Linked DNA regions of Homo sapiens: region 1 is linked to region 2. Evidence: read pairs that join two places in POLR2A ChIA-PET (ENCODE). Cell type or tissue: HepG2. All regions are shown on one strand. Links, peaks and the distances in the headings refer to the core of each region. The heading gives the core; the rest is flanking DNA.

Region 1 (8,287 bases), core at 1,724-6,723, 100 kb after region 2:
TGTGTGTACTAAGACATGACTGTAAAATGCATTTATAACTATGGGTCACAGTTTAAAAGTTTGAAATTTCTCCCTCATTCATATCAGGTACTTAATAAATGAGATGCACACACATTCTAAGAGTTAGTTTAAGAAAGGCATTTTTCAAAAGCAAAATTTTCCCAAAATAATTTTAAAGGATCCTGATAAAAAACAAAATGGTGTTTTAACAAGACATATGACCCATCAAACAGCCCTTAAGCAGCTCTTTAATGAAGTCATATTTAAAAGAAAGATATATAAAAATGGAAGAAGGGACTTTTGACAAAGGATGAGAACACAAAAGTCACAGTGCAGTAACTCTAAGAATTGTATTAAGGCTAAAGCCCAGAGTGACATAAGGGTTACAAAGATGCTAATAACAATACAAAATGACTTATTAAAAGTAGAATCAGATCAAAAAGTCCCATATAAGTAATGGGCTCACTCTTTTTAAAATACACTATCATGTTATTAGATGAAAAAGCAGGACTATTCAACCTCTATTTGTTTCATTTTCTCTACAAAAATGGTTATCAAACTAGAAAGTGTGAACAAATATGGTTATGAGAGAACTGAAGTACATTATGATATATGAGGAGAGAGTAAAGGAATATTCAGCTATTCTAAAATAATATAATTTCCAGGACCAGATACATTACAAACTTGGACACATAAAATGGCTGATAGGACTTTGAAAGTAGAAGAGATACCTGAACACTGTATATAACATTTTCTGCCTTTTCTAAAATGGAGGAAAGGGAAAAACCAACAACTATATAAACTATAGAATGTCAAAAGTAACATGAAGGCCCAGAAAAATTCTAGAATAAATTACTATTATAGATGATTCATGAATAACCTAGAAAGGAAATTGGTAGTAGCCAGCATGAACCCAATAAAACTAGTAATGCCAAATTAACCTCTTTTGGTTGATTAGACTGAAAGAGCTAACACACACCAGAGATACGCTCTATCTTGTTCAGTTAAAGATTTGACATATTTTTCAAGATGCCCCAAAGTTAGATGAATTTGTAATTAGTAGGTTACAAAGAAAGGATAGGATTAATGAATTCATGTCAACTTGGAGAAATGTATCTAGGAACAAACCAGTAAAGGCTCCACTTTTGTCCTTTTCTTCTAAAAAATTTTAACAACTTATGGACAAAGGAGGCATGATTGCCAAATCTGGGTTGGATGGCTAGTAGGATGCATAAGGCAACATGGTATAGTATAATAGTTCTCAATCTTTTTGGTCTCAGGATCCCCTTACACTCTTGAAAAGTTTATAGGACTCCACAGAACTTTTGTTTATGTGAATTCTACCAATAGTAACCATATTATAATGGATCAATTTTTAGTTATTAATATATTTTCAATAACAATAAGCCCTTTACATGTTAATATAAAAACGATTATTTTTTACAAAAAAAATTTAGAGAGAAAAGTGGTACTGTTTTACACTTTTACAAATCTCTTCAATGTCTCACTTGTGTAGTTGTGGCAAAATTCTTGGATACTCTATTCCATTTTAACTTGATCTTTCTTAGCCAAAAGGCCAAAAAATGATTCTCTGCCCCATTTTCTTCAATGTTTCTTCTTTTTGCTTTTCAGTTTTGCAGTTTTCTACTGATATATCCTCAAGCTCAGAATGTCTTTTCTCAACAATACCCAGTCTATTAACAGGCCCATTAAAAGCATTCTTCATTTCTATCCAGCCTTTCTTTTTGATTCTTAGAATTTCCATGTCTCTGCTTACATTACTAATCTATTCTTACATGTTGTCTATTTTTCCATTAGAATCCTTAGCATATTAATCATCGTTTTTTAATTTGTTTTTATTTTTAGTTCTGGGGTACATGTGCAGGACGTGCAGGTTTGTTACATAGGTAAACGTGTGCCATAGTGGTTAGCTGCATCATTAACCCATCACCTAAGTATTAAGCCCAGCATGCATTAGCTATTTTTCTAATGCTCTCCCTCCCCCCACCCCATCTCCCGACAGGCCCCAGTGTGTGTTGTTTCCCTCCCTGTGCCCAAGTAATATATATAATTCGATTACAAAGATACATGCACGTGTATGTTTATTGCAACACTATTCACAATCACAGTTATTTTTAATTGCTGGTCTGATAATTATAATATTTCTGCCATATCTAACTATGGTGCTGATGCTTGCTTTGTCTCTTCAAACTGTATTTTTTTTGTCTTTTAATATGCCTTGTAATCTTTTGTTGAAAGGTGGACATAATGCACAGTTTAAAAGAAACTGCAGTAAATAGGCCTTTAGTGATGTGGTTGTAAGTTGTAGGGGAAGGGGAAGAATTCTACAGTCCTATGATTTAGAGCTCAGTCTTTTAATGAGCATGGCCCCCTGCACTGTGAACTTTGCAAATGCTGCACAATTTCATCCTCCCCTTAGGTGAAACAGGATGGCTAGAAGGCACTGGAATTGGGTAATGTCCTTCCCTCCAGTTAAACTCATAAAACCCCAATAAGTTAGGCTCTGGTAAAACAGTTGCTCTTCAGAACACTTGTTAAGAATAACAGAATGCTCTGACATATTTCCAAAGGGCTACCTACTTTTCTCCTCCCACTGCTAGAAGCACACAGGTATTTCTCTTTGATCTTCATTGTAAGAACCAAGCAGAGTTCTTTGTTCAGGTTTTCCTCACCCAGTACTGGTTCCTACAGAGGTTTCTGCTTGTGGGTTTCTGTACTGGTAAGACATGATCCTCTGAATTTGCCTCTCTCTCTTTCCAATTTGGGGCCAGTAATTTGCCTCAAGACCTCAATTATCTGACAGATCTATGAAGAGTTGTTGTTTTTCAGTCTGTTCAGCTTTTTATCTATTGTCAGGATCAAATTACAACTTCCAAGCTCTTTACATGCCAGACCATAAATCAGAAGTGTTTGTCTTACACTTTGAATGCATCTTTTAAACTCATGATTCTGTAACATCATGGTTTGGTCATCTGTATTGATCCACTGAGCTATGCAGATTTTCCTAATACAGATCCATTTTGTAATCTAACAAAATAAAAACATTTGACTTAACATCACCATTGATTTCATCAGAACAGCTTTTAAGTATTTAGAAGCTGTCAAGCTCATAGTGATAGATTAAAGTTTCCCAAAATTGTAATTTTCATTTAAAAGCTCAAATTTTATCACTGGTAATAAATATTCTCAGTTTGTCTTGACATGAAAAGCTCACTTCATTCATTTTTGAGAAAAAAATGCCTGCAAAATGCCTAAGTCTGCATAACTAGTTTATCTGTTAATTGTTCCTTTAGGTTCAATTCCATAAGTAAAATGGCTACATTGGCTTGCAACTCAAACACACAAGTGTTTTTTCCTCAAGGCAACCACCATATGTCTTCATGCTGCAGACATGCTTTATGTGTACTTCCCATTTTCTCACAAAGAATATTAAATGACTATGTACTCCAGGTCAAAATATAATACAATTACAACAATTTTAATTGTTTCATCAAGGACATTTTTAATGGAAACTGACTTTTTAATTTTACTGTGAGTGTGTGGTATTGAAGAATACAGTAACTGCTAGTACAGTTTAGTACCACTGCCATAATTTGTGCTCAGATACAGTTGTTTTTTCCCCAAGAGTGGAAATATCAAAACATTTTTTAAAAATCCAAATCATAACTTAGTAGGCCCTATATTCAAAATAGTTTTGATCTCATGGGGACCCTGGAAGTCTCATGAACTCCTGGGGGTCCTTGGACCACACTCTGAGAGCCATTTGTACACTGAGAAGAATAATGGGTTTTGTAATCAAACTTGGAGTTAACCACTGCTTCCTCTATAGGTTTTGCAGTTGTATAAACTTGTTTCATTTTTCATTATCTTCATCCCCAATGTATTAGTCAGTACTCGAATTGCTATAAAGAAATGCCTGACACTTGGTAATTTATTAAAAAAAAAAAAAAAGAGGCTTAATTGGCTCATGGTTCCACAGGCCGCACAGGAAGCATAATACTGACATCTGCTCAGCTTCTTGGGAGGCCTCAGGAAAGTTACAATCATGGTGGAAGGCAAAGGGGGAGTGGGCACCTCTCATGGCTGGAGCAGGAGAAAGAGTAAGAGGGGAGGTGCCACATATTTTTAAACAAACAACCAGATCTCATGAGAACTCTGTCATGAGAACAGCACCAAAGGAATGGTGCTAACAATCCACTCCCATGATCCAATCACCTCTCACCAGGCCCCACCTCCAACATTGGGGATTAAAATTCAACATGATATTTGGGTGGGGATACAGGTCCAAACCATACCATTCCACCCCAGGCCCCTCCCAAATCACCTGTGCTCACATTGCAAAACACAATCATCCCTTATCAACAGTCAACAAAGTATTAACTCATTCAAGCATTAACTCAAAAGTCCAAAATCCAAAGTCTCATCTGAGACAAAAGGCTAGTCCCTTCCACCTAGGAGTCTGTAAAATCAAAAGCAAATTAGTTATTTCAAAGATACTATGGGGGTATAAGCATTAGGTAAATATATCCCTATTCCAAAAGAAATAAATCAGCCAAAAAAAGGCGGGGCTACAGCCACATGCAAGTCCAAAACCCAGCAGGGCAGTCATTAAATTTTAAAGCTCCAAAATAATCTACTTTGAATCCATGTCTTACACCCAGGGCATGCTGATGTAAGGGGTGGGCTCTCAAGGCCTTGCACAGCCCTGCCCCTGTGGCTTTGCAGGCTTCAGTCCACACAGCGGCTCTCAAGGGTTGGTGTTGAGTGTCTGTAGCTTTTCCAGGCACAAGGTGCAACCGTTGGTGGATCTACCATTCTGGAGTCTGGAGGACAGTGGCCCTCTTCTCATAGCTTCACCAGGCAGTGACCCAGTGGGAACTCTGTATAGGTGCTCCAACCTCACATTTCTCCTCTGCACTGCCCTAGCAGAGGTTCTCCATGAGGGCTTTGTTCCTGCATCAGGCTTCCACCTAGACATCCAAGCTTTTCCATACATCTTCTGAAATCTAGGTGGGGGCTTCCAAGCCTCAACTCGGATTCTGTGCACCCACAGGTTTAACATCACATGAAAGCCACCAACAATTACAGCTTACAAGCTAGTGAGCAGTGACCCAAGCTGCACCTGGGCCCTTTTGAGACACAGCTGGAGCTAGAGCTTCTGGGATGCAGAGAGCAGTGTCCCAAAGCTGTGCAGGGCAGAAGGGCACTGGGCCTGGCTCATGAAACCATTCTTCCCTCCTAGGTCTCTGGGCCTATGAAGGAAGGGGCTGCCACAAAGGTCTCTGAAGCCTTGGAGGCCTTTTTCCCACCGTCTTGGTTATCAGCAATTGCCTCATTTTCACTTATGCAAATTTCTGCAGCTGCCATGAACTCCTCCCCAGAAAATGTGTTTTCCTTTTTTATCACATGGTCAGGCTGCACATTTTCCAAACTTTTACACTCTGCTTCCCTTTTAAATATAAGTTCCAGTTTTATGTCATTTGTTTGCTCACACATATGAGCATAGGCTGTTAGAAGCAGCCTGTCAACATCTTAAATGTCTTGCTGCTTAGAAATTCCTTCTGCCAGATACTTTAAATCATCATTCCCAAGCTCAAATTTCCACAGATCCCTACATCTGTGCATGATGCAGCCTTCCTCTTTGCTAATACATGACAAAAGTGACCTTTGCTTCAGTTTCCAATAAGTTCCTCATTTCCAGGTGAGACCTCCTGAGCCTGGCCTTCACTGTCAGCATTGTGAATACAACCATTTAACCAATCTTTAGGGATTTCCAAATTTTCCCTCATCTTCCTATCTTCTTCTGAGCCCTCCATATGCTTCCAACCTTTGCCCATTACCAGGTTCCAAAATTGCTTCCACATTTTCTGGTATCTCCATAACAATGCCCCACTTCTCTGTGCCAATTTTCTGTATTAGTCCATTATCTCATTCATATAAAGAAATGCCTGACACTGGGTAATTTATAAAGAAAAGATATTTAATTAGCTCATGGTTCCACAGGCTGTACAGGAAGCATAATGCTGGCATCTGCTCGCTTCTCAGGAAATCTCAAGAAACTTAAAATCATGATGGAAGGCAAAGGGGGAGCTGGCACCTCACAAGACCAGAGCAGGATGAAGAGAAAGTGAGAAAGGAGGTGCTACACACTTTTAAACAAGATCTCATGAAAGCTCTATCATGATAATGGCACCAAAGGGATGGCGCTGAACCAATTATAAAGGATTCACCCCCATGATCTAATCACATCCCACCAGGCCCCACTTCCAACACTGGGGATTACATTTGAACATTAGATTTGGGTGGGGACACAGATCCAAACCATATCACCCTGTTTTATTTGAATTAATAAACTTTAATTCTTGAGCAGTTTTAGGTTCATAGCAAAATTGAACAGAACATACAGATAATTCCCATATAACCCTTGTATGCACATATGCACAACCTTCCTAACTACAAACCGGTATTTGAACACTGCTAAGATGTTTTTTTTGTATGATCTTGGACAAACCACTTACTCTGAACCTCAGTTTTCTCATCTACAAAATGAGGTTAATAATATTCACATAAAGTATCATCAAGAGTAGTAGAGATACTCTAAGTAACATGTTACATCACACCTTGTCCATAGCTAGTACTCAACATCTAAAAATACAAAAGGTTTATTTAAAAAACAACCAAATAAACTTGACAGGCTAGAATAATAGGCTAAAAATAACAAAATGAAGCATAATAGGTATGTATTAGTTTTCTATGGCTGCTGAAACAAATTACCATAAACTTGGTGGCATGAAACAACAAACACTTATTCTCCTGCTGTTCTGGAAGTCAGAAATTGAAAATCAGTTTCACTTGGCCAAAATCAACGTGTCAATAGGGCCACACTCTTTCCAAATACTCTTGACTTTTCTGGCTTCTAGAGCTGCATTCCTTGCATTCCTTTGCCCCTTCCTCCATCTTCAAAGCCATCAGTATCATATCTTGTTTTAGTCACCACATTGCCTTCGTCTTTGATCACACATCTCCTTCTGTCTCCCTCTTATAAGGACATGTATGACACCAATAGAGCTGTATTAGTCCATTCTTGCATTGCTATAAAGAAATACCTGAGAGTGGATAATTTATAAAGAAAATAGGTTTCATCGGCTCACAGTTGTGCAGGTTGTACAAGAAGCAGAGAGGCATGTGATTCTGGGAAAGCCTCAGAAAGCTTATAATCATGGTGTGAAATGGGAGAAGCCACATCACATGGCAAAATCAGGAGCAAGAGAGAGACGCAGGGGGATGCCATACACTTTTTAAACAACCAGATCTCATGAAAACTCACTAACGCAAGGACAGCAACAAAGGGATAGTGCTAAAACATTCATAAAAAATCTGCTTCCATGATCCAATCACTTCCACCAGGCCTCACCTCCAATACTGGGGATTACAATTCAGTATGAGATACAGGTAGGACTACATATCCAAATTGTAACAGGGCCCACTCAGATTGTCTAAGGAAAATCTCCCCATCTCAAGATCCTTGACTTAAAAGGGACACCTGCAGAGTCCCTTCTACTATATAAGGTAACATTCACAGGTTCCAGGGAGTAGGGCTGGGTATCTTCTGGAGCCAACCACAAGGTATAAATGTAAAGTCACCATCTAGGTTAAAAAATAAACTGTTTAGAAAAAAAGAACAACTGTTTCATGTTCAGAGTAGGGAAGAAACCTAGATAAACAGCAGATTATTTAAAAACAAGATTAGTAGATGCAATCAATGTGATCATCAGTGTGACTTAGTTACAAAAAAAATCCTACATCTATTTATCAAAAGAAGTAGAGGGTGCAGAATATGAGACAAGAGGCCTAGCTATATCACACTTAGAATATTATACAGCCATGTACCACACAACAATGTTTCAGTCAATGATGGACCACATACACAAAGGTGGTCCAATAAAATTATAATGGAACTGAAAAATTCCTATCCCCTGGTGACATCACAGTCACTGCAACAATGTAGCACAAGGCATTACTCACATGTTTGTGGTGATGCTGGTGGAAACAAACCTACGGTACTGCCATGCATATAAAAGTACATAGCACATACAATTACATATAGTACATAATACTTGATAATAATAAATGACTGTTACTAGTTTATGTATTTATTATATTATACTTTTTATCATTGATTTATAGTGTACCCCATCTACTTATTTTTAAAAGTTAACTGTAAAACAGCCTCAGGGAGGTCTTTCAGAAGGCATTCCAGAAGAAG
Region 2 (8,287 bases), core at 1,944-6,943:
AGGAAAGAGGTTTAATTGACTCAGAGTTCTGCATGGCTAAGGAGGCCTCAGGAAACTTGCAATCATGGTGGAAGGCACCTCTTCACAGGGCAGCAAAAGGAGAAGAATAAGAGCTGAGCGAAGGGAGAAGCCCCTTATGAAAGCATCAGATCTCCTGAGAACTTGATGTCACGAGAACAGCATGGAGAAAACCAACCCTATGATTCAATTACCTGTCACTGGACCCCTCCCACAACATGTGGAGATTATGGGAACTACAATTCAAGATGAGATTTGTGGCGGGGACAGAGCTAAACCATATCAAGGACCTTAACAAACAAACTAAGGCACCAGGGACCAATCCTGGAGAGAGAGAGAGAGAGAGAGAGAGAGAGAGAGAGAGAGAGGTGATCTTTCAGACAGAGAATTCAAAATAGCTGTTTAAACAAACCCCAAAGCTAGCAGAAGACAAAAAAATAACCAAGATCAGAACTGAACTGAAAAAGATAGAGGCACAAAAAATCCCTTCAAATAATCAATGAATAAAGAAGCTGTTTTTAAGAAAAAATTAATAAAATAGACCACTAGCTAGACTAATAAAGAATAAAAGAAAAAAGTATCAAATAAACACAAACAAAAATGATAAGGGGGATAGCACCACTGACCACACGGAAAAACAAACAACCATCAGAGAATATTATAGACATCTCTATACACATAAACTAGAAAATCTAGAAGAAATGGATAAATTCCTAGACACACCCACCTTCTCAAGACTGAACAAGGAACAGATTGAATCCCTAAATAGACCAATACTGAGTTCAGAAATTGAGGTGGTAGTAAATAGCCTACCAACTGAAAAAAATAAAATAGCCCAGGACCACAAGGATTCATAGCTGAACTTTTCCAGAGGTACGAAGAAGAGCTGGCACTATTTCTTCTGAAACTATTCCAAAAAAATTGAAACAAAGGGACTCCCCCCTTACTCATTCTATGAAGCCAGGATCATCCTGATACCAAAACCTGGCAGACATACAACAAAAAGAGAAACTTAAGTCCAACATCCTTGATGAACATCGATGCAAAAATCCTCAATAAAATACTGGCAAACCGAATCCAGCATCACATCAAAATGCTTAGCCACCACGATCAAGTCCGCTTCATCCTCTTGATGCAAGGTTGGTTCAATACACACATATCAAAGATTCCATGACAGTAATGCCGAAAGCAATTGCAACAAAAACAAAAATTGAAAAATGGGATCTAATTAAATGAAAGAGCTTCTGCACAGCAGAAGAAACTATAATAAGAGGCCAGGCAAGGTGGCTCATGCCTGTAAACACAGCACTTTGGGAGGCTGAGGTGGGCAGATACACTGAGACCAGGTGTTCTAGACTAGACTGGCCAATATGGTGAATCCTCATCTCTACTAAATATACAAAAAAAATTAGCCTGGTGTGGTGGTGTGCACCTGTAGTCCCAGCTACTCAGGAGGCTGAGGTAGGAGAATCGCTTGAACCTAGGAGGTGGAGGTTGCAGTGAGCTGAGATGATGCCACTACACTCCAGCCTGGGCAACTCAGTGATACTCTGTGTCAAAAAAAAAAAAAAAAAAAAAAAAGAGGAAACTATCATCAGAGTGAACAGACAACCTACAGAATAAGAGAAAATTTTTGCAATCTGTATATTTGACAAAGGTGTAATATCCAGTCTACAAGGAACTTAAACAAATGTACAAGAAGAAAAAAACCCCATTGAGATGTGGGCAAAGGATATGCACAGACACTTCTCAAAAGAAGACATACATGCGGCCAATAAACATATGGAAAAGAACCTCAACATCACTGATCATTAGAGAAATGGAAATCAAAACCACAATGAGATACCATCTCACACCAGTCAGAATGGCTATTAAAAAGTCAAAAAATAACAGATACCAGAGAGGTTGTGGAGAAAGTAATGCTTTTACACCATTGGTGGGAGTGTAAATTAGTTCAACCATTGTAGAAGGCAGTGTGGTGATTCCTCGAAGACCTAGAGGCAGAAATATCATTTGAAATTTAACCCAGAAATGCCATTACTGGGTATATACCCAGAGAAATATAAATCACTCCATTATAAAGATATACACACACATATGTTCATTGCAGCACTATTCACAATAGCAAAGACATGGAATCAACCTAAATGTCCATCAATGATAGATTGGATAAAGCAAATGTGGTTCATATACACCATGGTATACTGCAGCTACAAAAAAAAAAAAAAAATGAGATCATGTTTTTGCGGAGACATGGTTGGAGTTGGAAACCATTATCATCAGCAAACAAATGCAGTTACAGAAAACCAGACACTGCATGTTCCCACTTATATGTGGGAGCTGAATGATGAGAACACATGGACACATAGTGGAGAACAACACAGACTGGGACCTGTTGGGGGAGGTGGGGTTAGGGAGAGCATCAGAAAGAATATCTAATGGATGATGGACTTAATGCTTAGGTGATGGGATGATCTGTGCAGCAAACCAGCATGGCACACGTCTACCTATGTAACAAACCTGCACATCCTGCTCATGTACCCCTGAACTTAATATAAAAGTGAAGAAAAATAAATAGCTGCCTTGAGGAAACTCAATGAAATTCAAGATAACACAGAAAAGGAATTCAGAATTCTATCAGATAAATTTAATGAAGAGATTGAAATATTTAAAAGAATCAAAGAGAAATTCTGTAGAAGAAAAATGCAGTTGAAATACTGAAGAATGCATCATAGTCTCTTAACAGCAGAACTGATCAAGCAGAAGAAAGAATTACTGAACTTGAAGACAGTCTACTTGAAAATACACAGTCAGAGGAGACACAAGAAAAAAAAATAATAAAAAACAATTAAGTATGCCTACGAGATCTAGAAAATAGCCTTTTAAGGGCAAATCTAAAAGTTATTGGTCTTATCTTTGGGGGGCCAACGTGGGCAGATGACATGAGGCCAAAAGTTTGAGACCAGCCTGGTCAACATGGCCAAACCGCATCTCTACTAAAAATACAAAAATTATCTGGGTGAGGTGACGATGCATGCTTGTAATCTCAGATACTCAGGAGGCTGAGGCATAAGAATCGTTTGAACCTGGATGGCTGATCTTGTAGTGAGCTGAGATCATGCCATCGCACTCCAGTGTGGGCAACAGAGTGAAACTGTCTCAAAAAGAAAAAACAAAGTTATTGGTCTTGAAGAGGAGGCAGAGAGAGAGATTGGTGTAGAAACTTTATTAAAAGGGATAATAACAGAGAACTTCCCAAACCTAGAGAAAGAAATCAATATCCAAGTTCCAGAAGGTTATAGAACAGCAAGCAAATTTAATCCAAAGAAGACAACCTCAAGACATTTGATTTTCAAACTCATGGAGGTCAAACATAAAGAAAGGATCCCAAAAGCACATCTGGCAACAGACTTTTCAGTAGAAACCTTAAAGGCCAGGAGACAGTGGCATGATATATTTAAAAATCTGTCGAAAAAAACTTTTATCTCAGAATAGTATATGCACCAAAAATATTCTTCAAACAAGAAGAAGAAATGGAGACTTTCCCACACTCAAAAACGTTGAGGAATTTCATCAACACTGGACCTATCCTACAAGAAATATTAAAGGGAATTCTTCAATCTGAAGGAAAATGATGTTAATCAGCAATAAAGATATCATCTGAAGGTACAAAAACTTGTTGATAATAGTAAGTACACAGAAAAACACAGAATGCTATAAAACTGTAAATATAATGTGTAAACTATTCATGTCTTGAGTCGGAAGTCAGATAATCCAATAAAAAATAATAATGTGAGCTGGCAATCTGGGCATCGTAGGATAATTTGTTTTGCCAGCCTCTTGGTAAGTTGAAATTATTTAGATAAGTTTCTCCAATTTTGGTGGAAAAATTGATGCGATTGGGTGGCTTGGTCTAGCAGTGATGTCATAACCTGAAGGTCGGCTTAATCATTGCCATAAGCCAATGTCCAGGCAGAGAGCTGCGGGATCGAATGTGTGTAATAAAAACGGATGTGTACGTTGATCTAGCAATTGCTGAAGTTGGAGAAAAAGAGTGAACAGGGCTGGCTCCAGACTGGACTAAATCAGTGCTGTCTCAAGGTTTTGTAGTAAATAAACAGAATATGCAGAGTCACTAGCCATATTTATGGGCTGAGTGGAAAAAGTTCCCAAGACCAGAATCAGAGCCCCAGTTTCAGCTCTCTGAGTGCTAGTAAACCTAGATCGAGTGATTGAATTGTGTGGTCTCCACCAGACTGCGGCTTTTCCATGTTTACCAGACCCATCAGTAAACAGTGTTAACACATTAGGTATGGGAGAGTAAACTATTTTTGTAGGTAAAACATTTACTAGACTTTTGGGGAATGACATAAATAGGTAAATTCCAAGGGCTGTTAGTAGAATATCACCCATAAAATGAATAACCCTGTAATTAGGAAACTTTTCTCACTGGGGAGCAAAGTTTGCTTTTAATTAGTCCTTAATTAACTCATTGGCCTTTTGTAATGTCTCTCCCTTTAGAGGTTGTTTTACTTAAATTGAATTTGGAGACAGATAACAACAGTGGCCATTATTAGAAAGAGGTCTTTCAAATTCTTACATTTTACTTAAATTTTAGCAGATATTTATAATCTGGGATGTCGCTTGTAAACAAGGAGCACAGGAGATTTTGCCTTGGGTTGCCTGCAGAGCTAGAGAGCTGAGCAGGCGGGTCCCTGGGCGGCGGCTGCTTTAGGTTTGTAAAGGCGCAGCTTTTTTCCTGTGCCATTTTTTGCCTGTGCTGGCTCCCTCCCCCAGCCGCCAGGTGGCTGTTGCCGGCCAGGGCGGACGCTGTAGTGCACGCCTCTGCTGGGGTGGACTTTGTCTCGCGCCTTTTGCCTTTCCCCAGTAGGCTCTTTGTTGCAGCTGCTGCCCTGTGGGTGGAGTTCCTGGGGGCACTTGCTGGCTCCATTTCTGTGAAATTCCCTGCTGCCAAGCCTTTCTTTTTTACTTACTGCTTGCTCTGCCTTGGCTTTGGCTTCTAATGCCTTTTCTTAACCCTTTAGGTACCTGATCGCTTTGCCATTCTTGCATTACTGGGCAGGCTAAGAGCTATCCTTTTAATTCAGCCTGCTTAAGACAGGGACTGATAGTTGTAGCATATCCTCTGTCTTTTTTCCTGTCTATTGGAGGAGGAGGCTCCGGTAAAACCTCCGTTTCCTCTTTGTTATTTTGGCCTGGTGATATTAGGGCTGAGGGAAGAGGAGGTGATATGGCAGGTGACATTTTCTCCTCATCTCCCTTTTTAGGCTCTTGTGTGTGTAACGGAGCTAGGGCTGCTCCAATTAAAGCCCATAACATTAAAGCTGTTACTGGGACCTGTTGCCTTTGTGCCTGATGTTGTTTAAGATTTCTCCCCATTGGTCCCAGAGTTCTACGTCTGGTGGTCCTTCTTCTGGGAACCATGGGCTTTGGGTTACAACAGCTGGCATTATAATTGAGCCTGTGAAACTGATGCTCTGCTAGCCTTAAGCAACTGCTTCAACACTTTTATATACTGTTTCTGTTGCGCTAATAACTGTTGTCCCATGATAAAACCTCAGCTTGACCCAAAATCCCCCCCGGAATTTGGTAACCTCGAGTGGGCACCAATGACTTACTGATTACTCACTGACTTGACCCCGCAGTTCCTTTTTTCACCCTCATTTTTTGGGGAGTCGCATTTCCTTCACGCTTCCTTCATAGCTTTCCTCATGAGGGCGGTCCTCACACTTCCTTCCCAGCTTGCCTCACGAGGGGCTCCAACTGCAGGGGGACTGTTTCTGCAGACCCCTGGCTGTCCTCACATGGGGCACCAGCTGAGGCAGCGCACCTTTCGAGGGGGCACTAGCTGCGGGGGGTGGGGGGAAGGGGCTGTTCCTGCAGGCCCTTGATTCAGCGACGGATGAGTAAAGTCCGCTGACACACAGATATTCTGCTCTGCCAGTCTAGCTGAGGGTCTGAGCCACTTACAGGCTCCAAGCTGAGTTCTGTAAACAGTTCGACTTGGCCCTCATCAAAAAGTGAGGCTTGCATTTATTCAGTAAGACTAATTAACAAAAGTTGTGAGTAAACACCACTAGAGAGTAAAGATTAAAGGCCAGGTTCCAGGCCTAAAGCAAACAGCATTTGGGGGCAATAAACTTCTGCCAACTCCCTGAGTAGGAGGCAGTAAAGTAACTCAGTAGGACAAAGGTGTTAGTCTTAAGCCCATATAAGTAAACATGTTAGTAAGGTAGACTTCCCACATTCCTTTGTACTTGCAACCTAATCTTTCTGGCTCCTGCAAACAGACCCTGGCTGCTTTCAGCCAAGCAATCTGAAGCTATGCAAACTCTCAGGCATTCCAAGAGAGCTTTTGACTATTACTATAACTATCTTTAATATTTTTTCCACCAGCCTGATGGAATCCTAACAAAATACAATATCTTTTCAAGACATAGATAGTACAATAAGATATACATAGATAGTACAATAAGATATACATAGAAACAACAAAAAGTTAAAAAGCAGGGTATGAAGTTAAAGTGTAGAGTTTTTATTAGTGTTCTCTTCGCTTGTTTGTTGGTTTATACAATCAGTGCCAATTTGTCATCAATTTAAAATAATGGGTTACAGGTATTTGCAAGCTTCATGGTTACCTCAAATCAAAAAACCCACAAAGATATGCAAAATGTAAAAAGTAAGAAATTAAAGCATAACACCACAGAAAATCACCTCCACTGAAAAGGAGACAGGTAGGAAGAAAGAAAAGAAAGAAGACCACAAATCAACCAGAAAACAAATAACAAAATAGCAGAAGTAAACCCTTACTCATCAATAATAACATCAAATGGAACTTGATTAAACTCTCCATTAAAAAGACAGAGTGGCTGAATGCATTAAAAAAAAAAAGACCCAATGATCTGTTCACTACAACAAATACACTGCATCTTTAAAGGCACACTAGACTGAAAATAAAGGAAAAAGATATTCCATACAAATAGAAACAAAAAAAGAGCAAGAGTAGCTACAATTATTGAAGATAAAATAAATTTCAAGACAAAAACTACAAAAAAGATAAAGACGGTCACTATATAATGATGAAGGATTCGTTGAGGAAGAAGATATCACAATTTTAAATATATATGCATCCAACACTGGAGTACCCAGATATATAAAGCAATAAATTATTAGGGCTAAAGTGACAGGCAACAATACAATAATAACTGGAGACTTCAACAACCGAAGTTCAGCACTGGACAGATCATTCAGACAGAAAATCAACGAACATTGTAGTTAATCTGCACTATCGACTAAAAAGACCTAACAAATATTTACAGAACATTTCATTCAAAGGCTGCAGAATAGACATGATTGTCCTCAGCACATGGATAATTCTTAAGGATAGACCATATATTAGGTCAAAACCAAGTCTTAAAACATTCACAAAATTTAAAATTACATCAACTATCTTATGTGACCACAAAGGAATAAAACTAGAAATCAATTACTAGAAGAGTTTGGAAACTATGCAGACACAGAAATTAAGCAAAATATTTCCCTGAATGATCAGTGAGTCAATAAATAAATTTTTATTTTTTTATTTTATTATTATTATACTTTAAGTTTTAGGGTACATGTGCACAATGTGCAGGTTAGTTACATATGTATACATGTGCCATGCTGGAGTGCTGCACCCATTAACTCATCACTTAGCATTAGGTATATCTCCTAATGCTATCCCTCCCCCCTCCCCCCACCCCAAAGAAGATAATTAAATTTTTTGAAACAAATTATAAGGGAAATGTGACACATCAAAATCCATGGGTGATATGATTTGGATCTCTGTCTCTGCCCAAATCTCATGTCAAATTGTAATTCCCAGTGTTGGAGGTTGGGGCCTGGTGGGAGTTGATAGGATCATGGGGCTGCATTACCCCCGTGCCACTGCTCTCGTGATATCTGGTTGTTTAAAAGTATGTGACAACTCCACCCTTCTTCCTCTTGCTCCAGCCACATGAAGTGTTGGCTCCCCATTTGCCTTCTGCCATGATTGAAAGCTCCCTGAGGCTGCCTCAGAAGCAGAAGCCACTATGGTTCTTGTACACCCTGTGGAGCCATGAGCCAATTAAACTTCTTTTCTTTATAAATTTCCCATTCTCAGGTATTTATCTACAGCAATGTGAGAACAGACTAATACAATGAGATATAGAGAAAGCAACACTAAGAGGAAAACTTATAGGTAAAAATTCCTACACCAAAAAGTAGA

The links. ChIA-PET counts read pairs that join two places held together with the same protein. Peaks named below come from ENCODE experiments on the same cell type or tissue, not always from the same donor. Only the 100,000 strongest peaks of a DNase experiment are listed, where the experiment ranks them.
Region 1: POLR2A ChIA-PET joins it to region 2 with 5 read pairs; 1 of 35 experiments calls an interaction of 5 or more read pairs at or near these places.

The regions. Positions count from the first base shown.
Region 1 is chrX:65,089,946-65,098,232 of GRCh38, reverse strand. All of the region lies in intron 2 of ZC3H12B (zinc finger CCCH-type containing 12B), which reads right to left. Among named protein-coding and RNA genes, the nearest start is that of ZC3H12B, 59 kb to the right of the region's middle. In HepG2, for the core only: no CTCF peak of the experiment used is centred there; a DNase peak (open chromatin) is centred at 4,402.
Region 2 is chrX:65,193,739-65,202,025 of GRCh38, reverse strand. All of the region lies in intron 2 of ZC3H12B (zinc finger CCCH-type containing 12B), which reads right to left. Among named protein-coding and RNA genes, the nearest start is that of ZC3H12B, 160 kb to the right of the region's middle. RefSeq lists an enhancer at 5,110-5,610. In HepG2, for the core only: a CTCF peak has its summit at 4,826 (motif pointing right); DNase peaks (open chromatin) are centred at 4,885 and 6,155; H3K4me3 peaks cover 2,369 bases.